Linked DNA regions of Homo sapiens: region 2 is linked to region 1. Evidence: chromatin contacts called from ENCODE Hi-C or POLR2A ChIA-PET data. All regions are on one chromosome and are shown on one strand. The core of a region is the stretch at or near the end of the contact, and the rest is flanking DNA. Distances in the headings are between cores, read along the strand shown.

The links. Hi-C counts contacts between places; a loop is a spot of excess contacts on that map. ChIA-PET counts read pairs that join two places held with the same protein, here RNA polymerase II (POLR2A). Pooled maps may share reads with other maps.
Region 2: a loop to region 1 is called in a pooled map, with 2.7 times the contacts of the local background. The contact joins two enhancer-like sites. A Hi-C loop is called at or near these places in 2 of 50 pooled maps. POLR2A ChIA-PET finds 5 or more read pairs at or near these places in 5 of 52 experiments (H1, MCF 10A, activated CD4-positive, alpha-beta memory T cell and 2 more).

What each region holds. Positions count from the first base shown.
Region 1 is chr17:2,490,007-2,492,564 of GRCh38, reverse strand. All of the region lies in intron 2 of METTL16 (methyltransferase 16, RNA N6-adenosine), which reads left to right. Among named protein-coding and RNA genes, the nearest start is that of METTL16, 21 kb to the left of the region's middle. RefSeq lists an enhancer at 1,399-1,468. Within about 2 kb of position 1,269, at least 9 of the 41 ENCODE cell types and tissues checked have a DNase peak (open chromatin) inside an H3K27ac peak, as active enhancers do.
Region 2 is chr17:2,381,445-2,384,002 of GRCh38, reverse strand. No RefSeq gene overlaps it. Among named protein-coding and RNA genes, the nearest start is that of MNT, 18 kb to the left of the region's middle. RefSeq lists an enhancer at 973-1,182. Within about 2 kb of position 1,267, at least 6 of the 41 ENCODE cell types and tissues checked have a DNase peak (open chromatin) inside an H3K27ac peak, as active enhancers do.

The DNA.
Region 1 (2,558 bases), core at 20-2,519:
AATCTTCTCACCTGAAAAGGAGGGATGAGAGGACATCCTCATGAAGGTTAGCAGTTGTGTAGAATGACTAGCATTCTATGGACACTGAGTTCATGGTAGGTGCTCATATTGTTGTTAAGCCTGGTATAAGTAAGGTGGCAAGGATTGCTACTCTGATATCTTATTTTTCTCCCCTGCATGTCACTGCTTTGTTATAATCATATCTGACCATTGCAATTAGATTTTAGTTTGTGTTTTTTCACAATAATCAGTTCCATAGGGACAGCCTACAATTTAGTTCAGCACTGTCAGTTCAGCTTGAATAGAATGTGACACTTAACCGATTTGTTTTTATTTATTTATTTGTTTATTTTTGAGACGGAGTCTTGCTCTGTCGCCCAGGCTGGAGTGCAGTGGCGCAATCTCGGCTCACTGCAAGCTCCGCCTCCCAGGTTCACGCCATTCTCCTACCTCAGCCTCCCGAGTAGCTGGGACTACAGGCACCCGCCACCACGCCCGGCTAATTTTTTGTATTTTTAGTAGAGACAGGGTTTCACCGTGTTAGCCAGGATGGTCTCGATCTCCTGACCTCGTGATCCGTCAGCCTTGGCCTCCTAAAGTGCTGGGGTTACAGGCGTGAGCCACCGCGCCCAGCCCTATTTGTTTTTATTTTTATTTATTTTAACTGATTTTTTTTTTTTTTTTTTTTGTGAGACGGTGTCTCGCTCTGTCGCCCAGGCTGGAGTGCAGTGGCGCGATCTCGGCTCACTGCAAGCTCTGCCTCCCAGGTTCATGCCATTCTCCTGCCTCAGCCTCCGGAGTAGCTGGAACTACAGGCTCCCACCACCACGCCTGGCTAATTTTTTGTATTTTTAATAGAGACGGGGTTTCACCGTGTTAGCCAGGATGGTCTCCATCTCCTGACCTCGTGATTCACCCGCCTTGGCCTCCCAACGTGCTGACATTACAGGTGTGAGCCACCGTGCCCGGCCAACTGATTTGTTTTTAAACCAAAGACCTAGCATGGAAGGGCTTTATCATGCTGGGTAGACTGTACCATTTTTAGCACCTCAGTGACCATCTAAAGACTAGAAACCAACCTTGGAGTAACACTGGGAGGCTTTTGGCTTTTGTTTTTGTTGCATCAGGTTCAGCTTCTACAGGATTAGAATGATTGTTATTTTAACAATGGATTACAGAAATGTGTCTGTTCAAAATCCATCTGTAATGGTAATACTGTATTCATCAGTGGTAGAGCAGGAGTCATTCTGGGGAAATCGGCCATGAGCCTGTTGACAATAGGCTATTTTGGGAAGCTGAATGTGTTAAACAAACAACAAAGACTGAAAATGAATAAACTGCTGATTTTCACGTGAGAGCTAATTTTAGTTCCTGGGCCTCCCTGTGATCTCTGAAATGAGAATGAGAAAAGATCTTGCCTGTCTGTGTTCAGGTTTTTTGAATGTCCCAGAGTGCTAACGTGACCTAGATTCTTAACTAGTGAAGTCGAGTGACTTGACTTTGCCCAACAAAAGTATTTTTGACACTCAGACTAGTGTCTGGATCTTTTCAGAAAAGAAAATAAACAACAAAGTCTAACAATCAGCTCTTCATTGGTGTTCACTTTATTTCCTTCCATGAAACTAGCCTCAGCTTAATGTCTTGTACTTTTTTAGGATATAGTTCCTTGTGAATAAATTGTGTGCTCTAGTTCATCATTTTGTAAGTTGAATATATATATATATTTGAATAACAAGAATTGTTTATGTAAGCAACAACTTTCTTTGAAGGCCCTTGGAAAACATTAATTACATTGTTCTCTTGCCCAAAATGTCTCTTGAAGCTTTATGATGAGCCCTACAGCTGCAGCACTATCTTTTGGTGATTGCTGTCACTGTGTTACAGAGAGCAGATATTCTAGAACCAAGGACCTGTTTTCTGGTTTTCAAAAAAGGAATTATTTTTTACTATACAGACATTATAGACCCCTTAATGGGAAAATTAGAGAAATATATTTTTCCTAACTACATTTATAATGGTAATGTCACATACATACAAAAAGTCAGTTCTTTCACCCTAAAAGATGAAATTAGTCCGTAATCTCATCTTTCTAAGCCCTTGTCTTTATTCATACGTAGGAATTTTTGTGGTTGTAGTTGTAGTTACATACAATCATTCGTCGTCTTCTCCCCCATTTGACATTATACTGTAAGCATTTTGCATAAAGTTACAAAAGCTGTAATACATCCCCCCAAGCGAGTACAGTGCAGTCATTAAAAAGAATAAGACTGGGCTGATCCACATACACTTGTATGAAGAGAGTTTACATATTTAGTTAAAAAAAAAGTGGAATTATGTAATTAAATGTGTTTAGATAATACAGAAATGTGAGGTGAAGGAAGTCTCCACCCGACGCATCTACCCACCTGCGTGCATATCGAGTCCCTACTTACCTTCCAGACTTTTCCTCTGCATCTGTTTATACAGGGTCTTTTTGTTTTGTTTTTACAAGAATGCAATCAGAATGTACATATATACTTCTACTCAACTTCTTTTTCAAACGTAATATATTGAGGAAC
Region 2 (2,558 bases), core at 18-2,517, 110 kb after region 1:
TGTGGCAGGAGCGGTGAGATCACCTGTCTCGACCCTGTCTGCCCAGCATAGTCCTCAAGCGGCTCTGACCCGGTGCCTCCGCCGCTCTGAAAATGGCAGTTCTGGTCGGTCTGAAACTTTTGCAAAGCTTCGTATTTCCTCAGACCATTTTACAAGCATTATCTTGTTTCATCTTTCAACAGCCAAGTGAAGTAAATAAGCCAGACTTAGCCCCATTTTGGCAGATAAGGAAACAGGATTGAGGTGGCCCAGTGACTTGTTGAGGCCACACGGCTAGCTGGAGACTTCGTTGGAGCTGCAGTCAGACCTCTGAACTGGGTACAGAGTTCTTACCCAGCATCTGCCACCCTTGTGGCACCTGGGGCCAGTCCTAGACTCGGATCCAATAAAAAAGGTACAGGGGAGTTGCCCCAGGGATTGGGCACAGAGGGTGAGAGCTTCCTGAGGGGCTGCTCTGGGGGTGCAGTTACAACAGGTCAGCCGGGGAGTCCATAAAGCTGTCCTCTAAGGGAAAGGAACAAGGGGAAGAAGAGGCTGGAGGTCAGGGGCAAAGAGCCGTGTTCTCAGCTGGGCTGGAAGCCCCTTGTCCCTGTGGCTGTGTCTTCTCTCCCTGGGCAGGCTGTCATGGGAGGAGGTGGTGTGGGAAGTGAGGTCAGGGAGCCACTAGCTAGGCCTTGCTGGAGACCAGGCTGGGCAAGGGGGCCCAGCTTCTCATTTCCACCCTGACAGTACCTGACTGACTCCCAGTCCCCACAGGGGAGACTGACTCTGCGTCTCTTCCTGAGGTGGGGTGGGTAGGGGTTATCCTTGAGGAAGGGAGTGCTGTCTTGGGTCCTGTTTTCTGAAAGAGAAGAGTTGACTTCAAAAAGTTCAGGCCGGGCACGGTGGCACACGCCTGTAATCCCAGCACTTCGGGAGGCTTAGGTGGGCAGATCACCTGAGGTCTGGAGTTCGAGACCAGCCTGGCCAACATGGCAAAAACCCTTCTCTACTAAAAATACAAAAATGAGCCGGGCATGGTGGTGCATGCCTATGATCCCAGCTACTCAGGAGGCTGAGGCAGGAGAATCACTTGAACCCGGGGGGTGGAGGCTGCAGTGAGCCGAGATTGCGCCACTGCACTCCAGCCTGGGAGACAGAGCGAGACTCTGTCTCAAAAAAAATTTTTTTAATTAAAATGAAAGTTCGGAATCCAGCCCTCCCTACTGAGCCTGCCCTTTTTACTTGTGAGACGCGGGCTCCCTCTGCTGGTAGCTCCTGGAAGAGCTGGGTCACTTCCATTAGCTCACTAAGCGACGCTTTAGGGAAGGGATAGGGTGAGGGTTAACCCTTCCTGGGTGCATGCTCAGTGCCAGGCCCTGTGCCCACTGGGAACACAGATGAAGACCCTCCCCAGGCAGTGATAACTTGGCTGTCATCTGAGGGCTGTCACTAAATCTTTAGGCAGAAGCTGTACTCAAAGCTCCCCCTCACCCACAGTTCTCACTCACCCATGGCTCAGCTGGAGCTTATAAGAAAGGGGCCTGTGGTCAGGATAAAGTATGAATCCAGGTGCTTCCATTTACCAGCTCCTGCTCTGTAAGAGGAAGACCTGACTTTCCAGATTGCAAAGGTTCCTTGAGATGGTGTTTGGAGAGCCCACTGTGCTGCTTGCTCTTCCCGCCCCAGCTGTCCCATCGTTTTGAAAAGCTGTGGGATCCCCTCTGGTCCCAGGATCCCAGTCCAGTAGTCAGGGGGAGTAGGGCAGGACGGAAGTGTGTGAAGGGTTACTCCCAGGCTAGGTGAAATTTCCTTTAGGTGGTCACAGCAAAGGAATTCTGACTCCTCCAGGCAACAGAGTCGGCTGGCGGGTCGGGGGTGTTCCCCTGAAGGGCTCATCAAGTTCCCTGGCCCCAGAGCTCTCTCTGCACCAACTGGTTTCTTTGGGTAGCTCTGGCCACTAGTTTGCACTCTTTCCTAAAAGCTGGGTTCAGGGCCAGATGCAGTGGCTCAAGCCTGTAATCCCAGCACTTCGGGAGGCCAAGTGGGTGGACTGCTTGAGGCCAGAGTTCAAGACTAGCCTGAGCAACAGTGAGCCTCTGCCTCTACCAAAAAGATAGAAAAACTGCCATGATGGGGGCCTGCATCCCTGGCTACTTGGGAGGCTGAGTTGGGAGGATCGCTTGAGCCTAGGAGTTCAAGGCTGCAGTGAGCCATGATCATACCATTGCACTCCATTCTGGGAGAGATAGCAAGACTCTGTGTCTGTCTATCTGTCTGTCTCTCTCTCTGTATAATAAAGCTGGGTTCAGCCTGCTAGGACCATGGGCTGGGGTCTTCAGCTTTGAGTGAGTGGAAAACAGGCCCTAATGTCCAGGAAGCCAGTGTCCTCTAGGGTAGAAGACATGTTGTGTGACTGGTGTCTTCTCCCTGGAGCCATCGACGATGGGACCAGTAGCACTCGGGTTGGGGAAGGGCAGGAAGAGAGGTGCAGACCCGTTACAGCTGGGCCTGTCTATAGCTCAGCAGGGTCTGACTCCTCCTGACACTCCCCTCCGGCCTCTCAGACAGTGCTCGGG